Linked DNA regions of Homo sapiens: region 2 is linked to region 1. A link is a loop called in an ENCODE intact Hi-C map of the cell type or tissue named here. Cell type or tissue: endothelial cell of umbilical vein. All regions are shown on one strand.

Region 1 (8,000 bases):
TGCTTTGTCTGTTACTAAATTTCCCCAACCCAGACCAAACCCATTCCAACCTCCACCCAGCAAGCAGAATATCCTGTCAAAATAGAAATCTTTTCATATCATTCATCTGCTCAAAACGCTGTTAGTTACCCATTTCTCTGAGTAAATTATGAAATTTTTTATCATGGTTTACAAATCCCTACACTTACCTCCCACTCCCTGACTATCTCTCTGATCCCAAAAGTCACTTTTTCTCCCTTGCTCACATTGCTTCATCTACAATGATCTTCTTGTTGCTTGAAGACACCAGATATCCTCCCAGCATAGTGTCTTTGCTTTGGCCATTTCCTCTGCCTTTAATGCTTTCATTAAAAATATCCTCAAAGCTTACTTCTTTCAAATTTTTGCCTAAATGTCACTTTCTCAATACATCCTGCCAGACCACCCTATTTAAAAAGGCAACTACCACTCTACTCTTTCTGTTACCATTTCCTGCTTTTATCAGGAAAACTTATCTAAAATAATTTATATTTTACTTATTTATTTTATTTATTCTCTGTTTTCCCCCAGTGGAATCTGTGATAGAATGCAAGCTCTATGAAGGCATGGGTTCTGAACCGTATGCTTCACTGCTATCTTCCCAGTGCCTATGATAGTATAGGTAATAATATTTATTGAATGAGGTATGCATGAATGACTGACAAAAAGGAAAATTAAATTATAAATTTCCAGGAAATTTGCATAAGTAATGAGGAGCCAAATGTTAATCCCCAAGACAATGGGGAAAATGTCTCCAGAGCACGTCAGAGGTCTTCAGGCAGCCCCTTCCATCACAGATCTGGAGGCTTAGGAGGAAAAAGTGGTTTCGTGGGCCAGGCCTCGGGTCCCTGAGCTGTGTGCAGCCAGGGACTTGGTGCCCTGCATCCCAGCCACTCTAGTTATGGCTGAAATGGGTCAACATAGAACTCAGACTGTGGCTTCAGAGGATGCAAGCCCCAGGTCTTGGCAGCTTCCATGTGGTGTTGAGCCTGTGGGTACTCAGAAGTCAGGAATTGAGGTTCAGGAACCACCTAGATTTCAGAAGATGTATGAAAATGTCTGACGTCCAGGCAGAAGTTTGTTGCAGGAGTGGGGCTTTCATGGAGAACCTCTGCTAGGGCAGTGCAGAAGGGAAATGTGGGGTTGGAGTCCTCACACAGAGTCCTTACTGGGGCACTGCCTAGTGGAGCTGTAAGAAGAGGGCTGCTGTCCTCCAGACGCCAGAATGTAGATCCACTGACGACTTGCACTGTGTGCCTGGAAAAGCGGTAGACACTCAACACCAGCCTGTGAAAGCAGCTGAGAGGGAGGCTGTACTCTTCAAAGCCACACAGGTGGAGCTGCCTAAGACCATGGGAGGTCACCTCTTGCAGTAGCGTGACCTGGATGTGAGACATGAAGTCAAAGGAAGTTTAATATTTGACTGCCCTGGTGGATTTTGGACTTACATGGGACCTGTCACCCCTTTGTTTTGGCCAATTTCTCCCATCTGGAATGGCTGTATTTACCCAATTCCTGTACACCCGTTGTATCTAGGAAGTAACTAACTTGCTTTTGATTTTACAAGCACATAGGTGGAAAGGAGTTGCCTTGTCTTGGAAGAGACTTTGGACTGTGCACTTTTGAGTTAATGCTGAAATAATTTGAGACTTTAGGGGACTGTCAGGAAGGCATGATTGGTTTTGAAATGTGAAGTTATGAGATTTGGGAGGGGCTGGGGCAGAATAATATGGTTTGGCTCTGTTTCCCCACACAAATTTCATCTTCACTTGTACTCCCATGATTCCCATGTGTTGTGGGAGGGACCTTGTGGGAGATAATTGAATCATGGGGGCAGTTTCCCCTATACTGTTCTCATGGTAGTGAGTAAGTCTCACAAGAGCTGATGGTTTGATAAGGGGAAACTTGTTTTGCTTGGCTGTCATTCTCTCTTTGCCTGCTGCCATCCTTGTAAGATGGGACTTGCTTCTCCTTGCCTTCTGCCATGATTGTGAGGCTTCCCCAGCCATGTGGAACTGTAAATCCAATTAAACCTCTTTCTTTTGTAAATTGCACAGTCTCGGGTATGTCTTTATCAGCAGCATGAAAACGAACTAATACAGTTACATGGAAGATACTTATTTTTTTAAGATATTTGCCTTTCCTTTGCATTGTCACATTCTTCTTAACAAGCCATCCCATCCTTACCTTCACGATGTAGACACTGATTAGACTAAGATGATAATAGTAATTATCAGATTCACTTGCCACTTTACTCATCAGTTTTAGCCAATGATCATGGGAGAGAGTCTTCTGGAGACTTCTGAGAACGATTTCTTTAGTATTAATAAAACACTGGAAAACATAGTCTCTTTTTCTGTGGACAGTGGTCTGGATGTGATACCTGACAATGCTCCAACCATATGGCAGGCATGAGAGAAGCTAAGCCAACATTTCAAAAACTGTGGTCCAGTGATTCAGTGGTAGACTGGAAAGGTCGAAATAAGTAGGTCCTTGAGCCATTGTGTCCTTTGAGCTACTGAATTAGCCTTTTTAGTGTCAGAAATTCTTTTTATGTGAGATTAATTTGTTATCATTTAAGCCACTTTGAGTTAGGTTATAGACTTTCTGAGGCTGAAATCCTCCTATCTGCTATACTTGGTTTCATTAGTTTTTCTTCCAAAACTGAGTCTAAGAATTTCTGAAATTGTTATAGCATTTACTTAGGTTTGACTGTTTATAAATACTGTGTGTGTCTCTCTGTGTGTGTACACATGTGTGTGAGTGTATATATATGATGAATCTAAAGAAGTTACTACTAACAAATACTTTAGTGTTACTTAGATGTTTGTGTTCTTTTAAATAATGCTCCTTTCTGTATGTACCATTTATATAAAATAAGTGTGAGAGTTAATAAGTTAGATTTGTAAGGAGCAAAAAAGAGAGAGATCGATTGGGTAAAACAAAGTATTATTTTCTCAATAATCCACACTTAGAGAAAGCCTAAACAATTGGTCCTTATAATCATGGAAGAAACACCCTTGTTCATTTCCTGAAAGCTATGCTAGTTACAGTCATAACCAGTTACTGTGGGTTTAGTGTTACATTCTTAAACTGATTAGGTCATGGGAAATGATTCAGCTCATAGTACTGAAGCCTTATAACTACTCTGAAAACGCTTTTGTTCACATATATTGAAGAATTGGCATGGGCTTATACATATTTAACAAAAATTGTTTGCAATTATCTTTTGTGTAATTTGAATAAGAAGGTGTCACACACACAAAAAAGAAAATGAACCTCAGTGGGCTTATGTGCTTATTCCTTATTAGTCAGTGACAGATCCATATACAAGTAATCCTGGCTCAACTCAGTGATGATTTAGGAGTTCTTTCCAGCCACCATCTTCTTTGAGACCAGTTATAGCAAATTTTGGAGCCAGTTTTTATTTGTTAGCTCTCTCTTTCCCTTTGCCTCCCTGCCTTGAGACAGAATTTTTCTGACTTTAGTTTTTAATCTTGACTTTGCTGTAGTTATTGTATCCACTCCCCCTTTGTACCAACACAAAGCTTTATAACAGCTTTGAGCACATTCAATTCTGTTCCCATGTTGGTTCCTTGAACACCAGCCAAGACCTCAGCTTTTCGACCTCAGGTGAAATTTGGATCAAACATCTACCTCTAGATGATATCTTTAGTGATCACCCAGAAACACAGTTTATAATTTTAAAACATCTTAGGGAAAATATATGAGGTAGAATGCTGCACATTGCATCTTATTCTACAGATTTATTGCCACATTCCTTTTGGGACCATCCTAATTTTGGATCTTGGCAGTCATAAAGTGAAGAGAGAAACTATGGTGTAATATACTTTTGAATAGCATTCACATTATTATAGAAAAACTTTCCCTATATCATTTAATTTTCTTAACAAACTCAGGAATATAATTATCCCCATTCAGCAGATAAGGAAACTGGCTCAGAAAGCTTCACAATTTGGTCAAGACCCCATAGCTTGTAAGTCTCAGAAGTGCCACTAGAAACCAGATGTTTTACCTCCAAATCTCATGCTCTTCATTAACAACTTACTTTTTCTTTATTTCATGCTTAAAAACCCCTTATTTAAATAATCTGATGGCACATTTGAGAGACTGAAAAGGTCGTACATGAAGTTAATAGTGTATACTTAGTGGAGCTAGGCTTTGAGCACAATATACGCTTATTTTTTAAAAGGTCAAATTTGACTACATAATGGTCAAGTGGAATAAATCACCCTCTGGGCCCCTTGTTAACATGCAAACAGATTGGCATTTCTCTGGCTGGAGTTTTCCTAGACAGAAATACACCAAAAATCTGAAGGCTGTAAAAGAGGCATCACTAAGAAGAGCTGACAATCAGTTTCGATGTGTGGGATACAGTGTGATAGCAGAAGACAGACAGGGACGAGATGGTAGAATATTTTAACAACTTCAGAGTGTTACAAAGAGAGCTGAAGGAAAGCCCAAGTCAGCCTTCCAAGTCTAATTGATCAGAGGAAAATTCTAGATGAAGGCAGAAGGGAAGTCATTATGGATCTTTAGGTTAGAGGGAAACAGTGAAGCCAAATTTAAAAAGATCAATATTATGCAGTACTATTGCAAGGTAATTCCTTTCTTCAATATCATCTCTCAACCTTCTATCTATCTATATATGTAAATATATTGGAATGATTTACTAGATATTCCATCAGATCTTGTGGTCTCCGTGCGCAGAAAAACATCTTTTGCACAGACTTGAAATGTCAACTTGATTCCTTCAGATAAATCAGATTAAAAACAAAAACTGAGCATGATTAATAGCTCCAGAAACTAATGGCAAAGTGAAGATAAGCTGCAAAATGATTTGAGAAATTGCCAGGTAACATATTTCACTGTGTTCTGTGAAAATAATGGAAAGGTAAAAGCTGAAAAGTGGGGAAGCAATGCAAATAAGGAATTAAAAAGTAAAAAATCAGCTGTATTGACTTAGTAATTCTAGGAATTTATTCTAAGGAAACAATTCAACATAAGCTCAAAGGTTTCTGCACAAAGATTTTTTCCTTCAATGTTATAGAAAACAGAAAAAAAAAAAAACCTCAACAAAAAAGAACAAACCAACCACGGGAGAATAGTTTAATAAATTACAGCATAGCAATATTATGGAAATGTGTTAAATTTTGTATTGAGTAAAGCCTTTCATTTAGCTTCTGAAGAATTCCCAAAGGATGTATTTTAATCCTACTTATGATGAGAGCTTGTTTTCAGATATGAATCATCATAAGTCATTGCCATTTTATTGTGTACTTTCCTTCAACATTACTATTTGTTACACAATCAATAGAAATTCAGGAAGATACAGATTTCAAAACCAATCCTAAGGTGCTTTACAAGCTTTATACAACATCCTCAATAGGGAAAACTTTTCAGGGAGGAACAAAATGTTAACTATAAGAAGGGTCTCCATAGGAAACATTTCATTATGGCATTAATTAAAAGTTGCTAGTTTCTATCTTATAGGACTGAGGAATTTTCAGACAGATAACCTTACTATTTCTAAAGAGAGATAGGTAGTTTTCCAACAGAGATTTTTCCTCACATTTTTATACATGAACAATTGGAAATGCAGTGAAGTCAGATGAAGCTAGATAATAAATGTAATAAGAGCCATCACTTACTGAGCACTTGGAATGTTCCAGACACAATTCTAAGTCCCTGAATTTACTGATTTAATCATTACAACAGTCTTTTGAGTTAGGTACTATTATTATTCCTACTTTACAAATGAAGAACTAGGACACAGGAGATCAAGTGATTTGCCCAGGTTACTAGAATGGTCAACTGTGAGGTAAATTGCTTCTCACTAAAATGCTGGCTACAAATAGTAGCTGTGCCATTTGTTAAACCTAGTTCTGTCTTTAAATGGCCTAAGGGATACAGGTAACTGTACTATTTTTCAAACCTTATCATTTTTTTTCCCCATAATCTCCTTGGCTTGAGACACTGCCTATGCTTTTACTTGAGCCCTTTCTACCCTTTTGGATAGGAAGACTGATTCCTCTGTGATACTAACTTTGATTAAAATTTGCACCAGCAACTAAATTTTCTCAGTCTGGGGACTGATGGAGCTTAAACCTCAGTGGTGCTCGATGGAAGCAGATTTGCTCTAAAGCTGATGGAGTATCAGGGTCCCTCACTCACAGATGCCCCTGGCAAGGCCCTGTTTCTATTTTTGTATTCACATTTTGTAATCTTTTTCTTAAATAAAGCTCCCCAAGTGGAAGGAACTTTAGGTCTCACAAAGCCTGGATCTACTTGTTTACCAGAGTTTGCCTTTGACCCATAAGGGAATCATAAACTGTGTTTATGTTCATAGGGTTAGTTATGCTTTCTGAGTTACAATTTCTCCATATATACAATGGAAATATTGAGGATCAGGTAAGACAATTCATGTAAAATGCTTGATTTTATAGTTGTTTCATAATGTTCCTTTCATATCTGTCATTTTCTTCTGTACTAATAACTTCTATAACCAGGCAGGCTTCTCCCAGATAGCTCTGATACAAAATATTTGTCCTGTTTCCTCCACACACCCCCTAATACTTATGAAATAGTGCTTCCTCATACGAGACATAACCAATATAATCTCTATTAATTCTTTTAAGTTAATGCATCTTTGATTTTCTTACCTCCATCTGGACCTACCTCCATCTGGACCTACTTCCATCTGGATCTGTCTGCTCCCACATACCCTAATTTACGCTGCTGCGATTTAGGCTGGATTTGAAAATGATGTAGAGACAAATGATGCTCTTCTCTTTACTTGTCTCAGCCTGTCTCCCCTGTTAATCTGTATCAGGGCCTATTCTCTTCCTTCATACCAATTATTAACAAATTATAATTAAATATCTGCCTGACTACTAGTTTAGTAACTGTCTTTCTCACTACACCGTAAAGTTTATGGCTACCTGGGCACGTCTGTTCTTTTAACAAGCATCTAGGATAGGGCCTAGTATAGAGCAGCAACTCAACAAGTGAAATGGTAAAAGCAGGGACATTTATGAAATGCAAGGCAGTACTATTTATCTAAATCTAACTACATCAAAACTAGCCTCCCCCTTCTATCATACACAGAAGTTCATTCACCAGTTCTTGTCTCAACTAATTCATTCCGTTTGCCACCCTCCTTTCTTTCTCTAGCCTTCTTCCTTCACCTTTCTTGCCCTTTTAACCCCTCCTGTCCTATCTCAATGCATAAAACTTGTCTTTGTTTTCCTCATTCCTTTGTCTTTGGACAACTTAGAAACAAAAAAAGCTTTCTACATTTTTGCCAAGAAGCTTAGTTTCCATTTATTTCAGGATGTAAAATAACTGGATTTTCACAAGAACAAGATGAGATGGGGTGGAGGAAGGAGATTGGGATGTTTCTTTTGCCTATATACATGCGAGGGGTGAAGACTGAAGGGAGGGGAATCATGCTTACTTTTGATAGATGCAGCTGCCCACGAGTGGGAATGACACCCAGGGAGAGAGAAGCAGTTCTGGAAAGTCCTGGGCATGCAATTACAGGTAGCCAGTGTAAGTTGTGCACTTACATGGCCATCAAAAGAATCATCTCCACTTCATGACACGGGGAGGAGGGAACTCAAATCACAAGTCTATGACTAGAGATTACCTTTCCACTGCCTCTATTCTTCATCACATTGTCTTTATTTTTATTTCTATTTTTTATTTTTATTTTTTTGAGACAGAGTCTCGCTCTGTCATCCAGGCTGGAGTGCAGTGGCGTGATCGTGATCTCAGCTCACTGTAAGCTCTGCCTCCTGGGTTCACGCCATTCTCCTGCCTCAGCCTCCTGAGTAGCTGGGATTACAGGTGCCCACCACCACGCCTGGTTAATTTTTTTTTTGTATTTTTAGTAGAGATGGGGTTTCACCATGTTAGCCAGGATGGTCTCAATCTCCTGACCTTGTGATCCGCCCGCCTCG
Region 2 (8,000 bases), 250 kb before region 1:
ATTTGTAAACTACCAAGACCACCCTGTTTCATAATAGCCCAGTCATAGGTAGAATAATTACCTTTAAGAAGAATATAAAAGTACTAATGCTAAAGAAAGCAGAAATAATTCTCTAAGTCATTATTGGCTAAGAGTGTTGTATAATTTGCAGGTACATTTAAAGGAAGAATTACTAACTCAAGGCCTACTGCATTGCATTTCAGAAAATATACATTGAAAATAACGTGACATAATAGAGAATAGGTAAATGTCTGTAGCCATGGGCTCGAATACTGATTCTTCCAAATACCCTGAGCAAGGATCTTGGTCTACTGAACCTCAGTTTTCCTATCTGTAAAATGGGCTTTTAAAACCTGTTCTATTGACAGATTGTTTTGAAGAATAATACAAGTAATGCACTGCCATTCAAAAGGTAGTTATTTTATCTATTGTCATCGCTATTTAGACAGGCACAGTGTCTCAATATCAGGTTAATATAATGTCTTATTTTTGACATGTAAATGGCCATTAAGTGTTTTAAATCCTTCTTTAACTAAACAGGAGATTTGAAGATCAGCTTTTGAGTCCAGAGATTTGGGCAGAGGCCAAAATAATTCAGCTGCCAGCTACAAAGTACCACAGCAAGTGCCAAAAACGCTACTCATTTTTGAATGAGAAAAATATCTCTGCCAAACCAAATCTTAAGCGTTTTTATAGTTCTTTCCCGTATGTTCCTATAAAAAGGTCATTTTTTACATCTCATTTTTGAATGGAGCTGTCAGAATAACAACTTTCAACTGTCTCCCAAGCCTCAAAAATTGATCCAGTTAAAAAGAATTTGAGGATGGGAAGTATTTTTAGAGAATCCAGTGACTTGTGCTTTGAAGTCATGGACAGCACAGATTGAAATAAACACAAATAACTGACCTCTAGTTTGTACTTGGTCCATCCAGGTCTGCTTCTGGAGAGACAGCTCCCAAACAAACATTTCAGAACTCACAGCACCACCTTCTGGGGGTAGTATTTGGGGCAATATTTGAAATATTTGATAACCAGTCATGTTACAACTGACTAGAAAATACCATTTTCACTCTTATTTACACCTATTCCATGGCCAGATTAGAAAAACGAAGAGGAAGTTTGTTAAAGCAGGCCACACAATCTCTAAATTCCAGGCGGCTAGAATTTCACACGGTCTGGGGAGGAATTAGTGGTCTGAACTGATTGTGCAGGTCCCTGTCTCCACCAGGAGGAAGGGGCATCATTTTCCCATTCCCATATTGGCACTCTGTGAGCTAGCAGAAGCCCTTGGAGATTGAAATATTACAATAAATAGGTCTGAGTTTCTCAGAACTGCCATGAAACTTCTAATATGTGAAAATGTCTGGAAAGTTATAGAGTGGAACTGAAATATCTTCAAGGGATACAGCCTTCCAAATAGATAATGTTCAAAGAACAATTGATAGTGGTTACTGAAAACTAATACAACTGTTTTGAGTTTACATCCCCCATATCTGAGATTCCACACTAAACAACTTATATAGGGATTTTGCATATTATTCAAATAGAAAGCTAGATTGTTCACAACTGTCACTCAACTTCACATATTCTTACCAGCTAAGATTTTCCTGAGTTTAAATTTTTGTAGCCTGTATTGTGGAAATCACAGATTTATTGAATGTGCATTTTCAGAATCACTATCCATATCCATCTTGAAATATTTTTGAGCTATGGGAAACCAGGTGAGCATTTTAAGCAGGAATGTGGCATTGTCACCACTGGTGTGGTAAGGACTGGAAGAGAGCAAGACTGGGAGTAGGAAGGTATGTTAGGAAGCCATAGCGATGACATAGGTTACAGATCATGATAGGTTAAGACAGACATGTGGAGAGACAGATGTAATAGGTATTTAGAAATCAGAATTAATAGCAGCTCATGATTAATTGAATGTTGGGGTAAGGAAGATGAATAAATACGATAGTTTTCTGATTTTTGAAAAGTTGGTGAATGGAGATGCCATTAACTAAAAAGATGGAAATGAGCTGCCTTTGGGAATAGAAAGATGATGTATTCAGACTTGTGCATGTTGCATTTAGTAATAGGACTTGTGCCTTGTATCAGTGGAGAATGAGATACAGGGTTTAGAATTATAATAGGCAGCCTTTATGAGGACCCCCAGTGAAGTTACCTCCTGGTATATTCAGGCTTCATGTAACACTATCTCCTTCAGTAATGTGCTTCTGACCAACAGAATATGGAAACATTGAGGAGATGTCTCTTTCATGATTAGGTTACAAGAGATTATGAATCCTGTCTTGCAAGTACACTCTCTCTGTTGCTTTCATAGCTTGCACATTTTAATGAAGCAAACTGTTGTGTTATAGAGGCCCACATGGCAAGGTCCTGAGAGTGGCATCTGGTCAACAGACACCAAGAAACTGTCAACATAAAATAAACAAATTCAAAGTCTATTTTAAGAGAGTTTATTCAAGCACAAAGGTTAAGGACTGCAGCCCAGGAAACACTTCCAAATTGCCTTGGGAGTGCTCTGGAGAACAAAACAGATGCTCAAGTGTTTAAAGAAAAAAAAGATGAATCAGGGGAAGCAACAATTACAAAATTTTTTTGTCAAGAATTCTCATTGGTTCACAGAAATAACATTAGTTAGCAATTGGCTATACATTGTGGAACTATAGGGTATATGGCATTTTATGGCTACTTGGGATCAGTTAGTCTAGAGCCTGCAAAGCAAGTGGCTTGGAGAGATAGTGATTTAGCTCAAGAGGGAGTGAGATGTGACTGTTGCCACATGTTAAATGCTTTTCTGGGCCTGATTATTTAAGGGAGCTCACATGCCTAGAGGGAAAGTAAAGTTTAAGGAGGACCGGGAGACTGAAAAGAATATTGCAAAGAAATACAGATCTGAAATCTGGGAATTGCAAGGTTAAAGAAGGTGTGACCAAATAAATACCAACTGCTGAAAGACTGAAAACTATTTTCAGCAACAAGGTGGATTTTATCTTGATGTGAACAATTTCACATTAAGTGACCTGGCAGAAGGCAGATTTCAACAGACTGAGGAGAAAACACAAAGTGAGAAGGTAAAAGAAATTTCGTTGAAGACACTTAAATGTTAAGAAAAGTATAATGTGATATTTGCAGTAGGTGAAAAGTTGGTAGCTGATATGGTTTGCCTCTGCGTCCCCACCCAAATCTCACCTTGAATTGTAATAATCCCCATGTGTCAAGGGTGGGACGAAGTGGCGATAAGTAAATCATGGGGGCAGTTTCCCCCATATTGTTCTCATGATAGTGAGTGACTTCTCCTGACATCTGATGGCTTTATAAGGTGCTTCCCCCTTTGCTCTGCACTCATTCTCTCTTCTGCCGTCCTGTGAAGAGGTACCTTATGCCATGATTCTAAGTTTCCCCAGGCCTCCCCAGCCACGTGGAACTGTTGTCAATTACACCTCTTTTCTTTAAAAATTACTCCATCTTCACACCAGTGTGAGAACAGGCTCTTATAGTGGCTTTTTGGAGGAGAGAGAGACTTGAGCTTATTTATGTGATAAGGCCTCTTTGGTCATGCAAATTTTTATTACATTTTCTGTTATTTATACCATAGCTATTTTTCATAAGAAAAACAATAAAGGAAATAAGTACGCTTAATCATTCATAATCCTCTTGCCCTTTTGAAGGCACTAACATATCCATTTGCATTTTTCATAACAAAATACAGCATCATTTTTCCCACATATAACATAAGTACTTCTTAATGTTGTTATGTTAGTGCCATTGTTGTTTTTAATATTGTATAATATATTGTCAAGTTTGTGTACTATAAATGATCTATTTTCTACTTATTGGGCCTCTAGGTTGTTTCCAACTTTTTATAACTGTAAATGATGCTGTGATTAATTGTGCAAAGTTGCTCCAAAACAAAAACAGAGAAGCTTCCCATAAGAGTGTTTCCTGGATGTTTGCCAAAGTCAGTACTCTTCATGCCAAAGGGCTCTGAACTGAATTCAATAAAAGTTCATGCAAATACTGCTGGGACTATTCCTTTTTTTATTTTTTATTATTGAAAACTTCAAAAGCCCAGCAGATGGGTAGATCAAATATACAGAAAGAGATCACTGAATGTCCAGATTGACTTTAAACTTTCTGTGAAACCAAATGTATTCTGTGAACTTATTCTAGGTTGATATCTTTCTACCAACATCCTGAAGTACATTACATACAGCAGAGAGGGCCTCAATAATCTTTCTTCTTTTATTTATTTATTTTTTTATACAGGAAGGAATGTTGCTGTCCTTAATACCTCCCTTGCTAATGCACTTGCAAGAAAAATAATCCACTTCCCCTTGGAGGGCTGAGTGTGCTGCCAAAAAAAAAAAAAAAAAAAATTTGAGCTTATAGCATTTGTTGCAAATCTGCTAAACATTATGTTTGCCAAATTCTTCCTAAAAATTGCTATCACATTTCTGGGAAGACACTTGCTGAAAGGAAAAGCTTGTACTGCTTTAGTAGTGGTCAGCTGAAATTCAACCTCTTCAAAGTAGAGCTTGTCATCCATTGCCCACCACCTCCCTCCTGACTTAAATTCTAGGAGGCCACCCTTCTTTTATTTATTCTAGTTTAAGATGCTGAAGGTGTCTTCTTATTTCTCAGGACTTGTGCAATTACGATAGTTTCTTACAAAAGATAAGGAAGAACAAAAGAGATCAGGACCTGAAATATCAACAAACTCCTGGGAAAAGCACAGGAAGAACATCTTGAGGGAAGTATGGTTAAGAGCTATGGTGCTAGAACAGAGACCTGGATTCAAATCCCAAGAAAATGGATGACTTCCTTCGCTTGTCTTATTCCTTATGTGTAAAACAAAATCTATACCAGGAATTCAATGAGACGTTGTATGCAAAGAGCTTACCATACCACCTAGCACAAAGTAAGACCTTGATAAATGGCAGCTATCATTATTATTACCAATAAAGGCAAAACTAACTGGGTCAAAAATAAAGTATCCACTTGGTGAAGCTGCTGCAGGGGACAGTCAAGGTATAAAGAGGCAGCAGTCAGGTTCAAGGGGAGGGGCAGGGGGAAGATAATGTTTGCTCCTGGGTGTAGCAGGAGCACAATGATGGGGAATCCAGGTGCTGCACAAAATGCCCAATTCTTGACAGCATGTAGTGAGCATTTTAAAAAGTCTCTCCATTGGCAGAAGGAATCTAGTTCCCAGGTGGGATTTTACTGGTCAGAGTCTTGGCTCTAGAGACAATGATAGCATGAGTAAGACTACATCTCCACCCCAGAGAAACAGACAAAGGGCTGAGGACTGAGAGAGCCACTAAGGGTCAGGGAACAAATGGAGAGCTCAGTTTCCCAACAGGTCTGACCCCGGATGAGATTATGGCTCAAAGCTGAGTTACCTAACCGGTCTAGCCACCTGAATCTCACCTGCCAAGCCTTTTCAATGGTTCCTCCCAGCCTATAACTGAAAGAAAATTTTAAATAGTAACAATATTGGCATTTTGGAATGGCTACTGCCTAGGGGAAGAGGCACCCATACACATAAAAGTTTACTGCCAGTACTGGGGCTTACACATCTTCATAAGCCTAATGGAATTTTATGCAAATATGGGATAAGTAAGTGAACTTTTCTGGAGAAAGTATCCATAGTTTTCAGCAGTCTCAAAGCAGCTCATGACCCAGCAGGCATGAAGGATCAATGCTTTAAGTAAAGATGTTACAATCTACCTCTTTCCTTCTCATCTTTATTTTGATGAAATGTTGGGTGAGTTGAATGGTTTCATCTTCTATGGCAGAATTTTCCCACATGCTTGGGCCTTCAATTATCACAATAACTTCCCATTTGCTCCCCTCACTTTTTCTTATAAGGGTTTATCACAACTTCTGGTTCATTAAGACATTCTATTCTTATAAATTGTGGCCATGTATTTAATACATTTTATACCTTTTATAGTCATGTCAGTAGGTTCTGTTGGGTGGGGATTACTGCAGAATGGGGTCAATCTGTCACCTTGAAATTGAAGGGAAGTGTCTTAATCTTCTCTCATTGCTTCTATCTTCCCACAGTCTCTTGGCCTCCCATGCCTTTTACTACGCCTCTTGCTTTTTCAAAGCTCAGCTCAAGTTCCAGATTCTCTTTGGAAGCTTCTGGGATTACTTCAACCCTCAGAATTCTTTCCCTCTTCCAAAGTATATAACATTCATTTGGTGCTGGGAAAGTATATAAAGGAATTAGCATGTTGTAGACAGGACTTTTTCAACCTCAGGACTATTGACATTTTGGGCTGGTTAATTCTTCATGTGGAGGCTTGTCCTGTGCACTATAGAATATTTAGCTGTATATCTGGCCTCTATCAACTAGATGCAGTAGCACACTCCCATCCTCGCCCCAGTTATGACAACCCCAAATGTCTACCAACATTAGGGGCAAAATTACCTCTAGTTGAGAACCAGCGTTGAAGAATGATCCCCATGTATCAGGTAATGTACTAGATTATATAGCTTTTATTTCATGGGTATATCCTACTTTCCTACGTTTATCTTCCCTTTAATTCAGTTCACTCACTTATTTTTAATTTATTTTACATTGCGTCTTAACCTTTGCAAAACACTTTAAATCTTTTTTTAAAACAAGGCAAGTTATATGTAAACACTCGTTGCTTCTTTTAAACCTTGGCACAGCCCTTGAAAAAAGATATTAGCAACGCTGTTTAACAGGCAAAGACACTGACTACTAGAAATCTCTGTTCAATAACTGAACAAAGTCCAAATAACAAACATTGGTGGAGCAAAGACTCAATATCAGGATTTTCTGGTTCCAAAGACCATGACATTTTTGTGCCACAATGCTATTTTTAAAAATTGGTACACATTTGTGCATATTTATGGGGGTACATACGGTATTTTGATACATGCATAAAATGTGTCACAATCAAATCTAGGTATTTAGCATATACATAACCTATAACATTTATCATTTCTGTGTTGGGAACATTTCATATCTTCTCTCCTAGTTGTTTTGAAACATACAATATATTATTATTAAATATAGTTACCCTACTGTGCTATCAAACACTAGAACTTATTCCTTTCAACTGAATGCTTGTACCCATTAACCAACATCTCTTTATCCTCTCCCCCAATACCCTTCCAGCCTCTGTTAACCATTATCCTACTCTCTACCTCCATGGGATCCACTGTTTTACCTCCCACATATGAGTGAGAACATGCAATATTTGTTTTTCTGTGCTTGGCTTATTTCACTTAATATAATAACCACAGGTTCCATCAATGTTGCTGCAAATTGCAGGATTTCATTCTATTTTATGGCCCAATAGCATTCCATAGTGTGTATATATACCATGTTTTCTTTATTCATCCATTGATGGACAGCTGACTTAATTCCATATCTTGACTATTGTGAAGAGTGCTGCAATAAACATGGGAATGCAGATATCCTTTTGATATACTGATTTTTCTTTGGATAAATACCCATTGGTAGAATTTCTGGATCATGTGGTAGTTCTATTCTTAGTTTTTTGAGAAACTTCCATATTGTTTTCCATAATAGCTGTGCTAATTTACATTACCACCAAGAGTGCATAAGAGTTCCCTCTTCTCCACATTTTCACAAGTGTCTTTTTACTTTTCGTCTTTTTTATAATAGCCATTCTAACTGGAATGATGTCTCATTGTGATTTTCATTTCCCTAATCATTAGCGATGTTGAGCATTTCTTCATATACCTACTAGCCATTTGTATGTCTTCTTTTGAGAAACGTCTGTTTAGATACTTTGCTCACATTTTAAGGAGATTGTTTGGGTTTTTTGTACGTTTGTTTTTGTTTTTTGATGGTGAGTTGTCTGAGCTCCTTTTATATTCCAGATATTAGTCCCTTGTCGAATGAATCATTTGCAAATATTTTCTCCCATTCTACAGGTTGTCTCTTCCCTTTGTCGGTTGTTACCTTTGCCGTGCAGAAGCTTTTTAGT

The links. Peaks named below come from ENCODE experiments on the same cell type or tissue, not always from the same donor. Only the 100,000 strongest peaks of a DNase experiment are listed, where the experiment ranks them.
Region 2: it touches region 1 in a loop (2.9-fold over the local background); 8 of 110 quality-filtered maps call a loop at or near these places.

What each region holds. Positions count from the first base shown.
Region 1 is chr11:88,533,003-88,541,002 of GRCh38, forward strand. All of the region lies in intron 8 of GRM5 (glutamate metabotropic receptor 5), which reads right to left. Among named protein-coding and RNA genes, the nearest start is that of GRM5-AS1, 32 kb to the left of the region's middle. In endothelial cell of umbilical vein, no CTCF peak of the experiment used is centred here; a DNase peak (open chromatin) is centred at 3,109; H3K27ac peaks cover 2,910 bases.
Region 2 is chr11:88,280,538-88,288,537 of GRCh38, forward strand. No RefSeq gene overlaps it. Among named protein-coding and RNA genes, the nearest start is that of CTSC, 53 kb to the right of the region's middle. In endothelial cell of umbilical vein, no CTCF peak of the experiment used is centred here; DNase peaks (open chromatin) are centred at 614 and 3,984.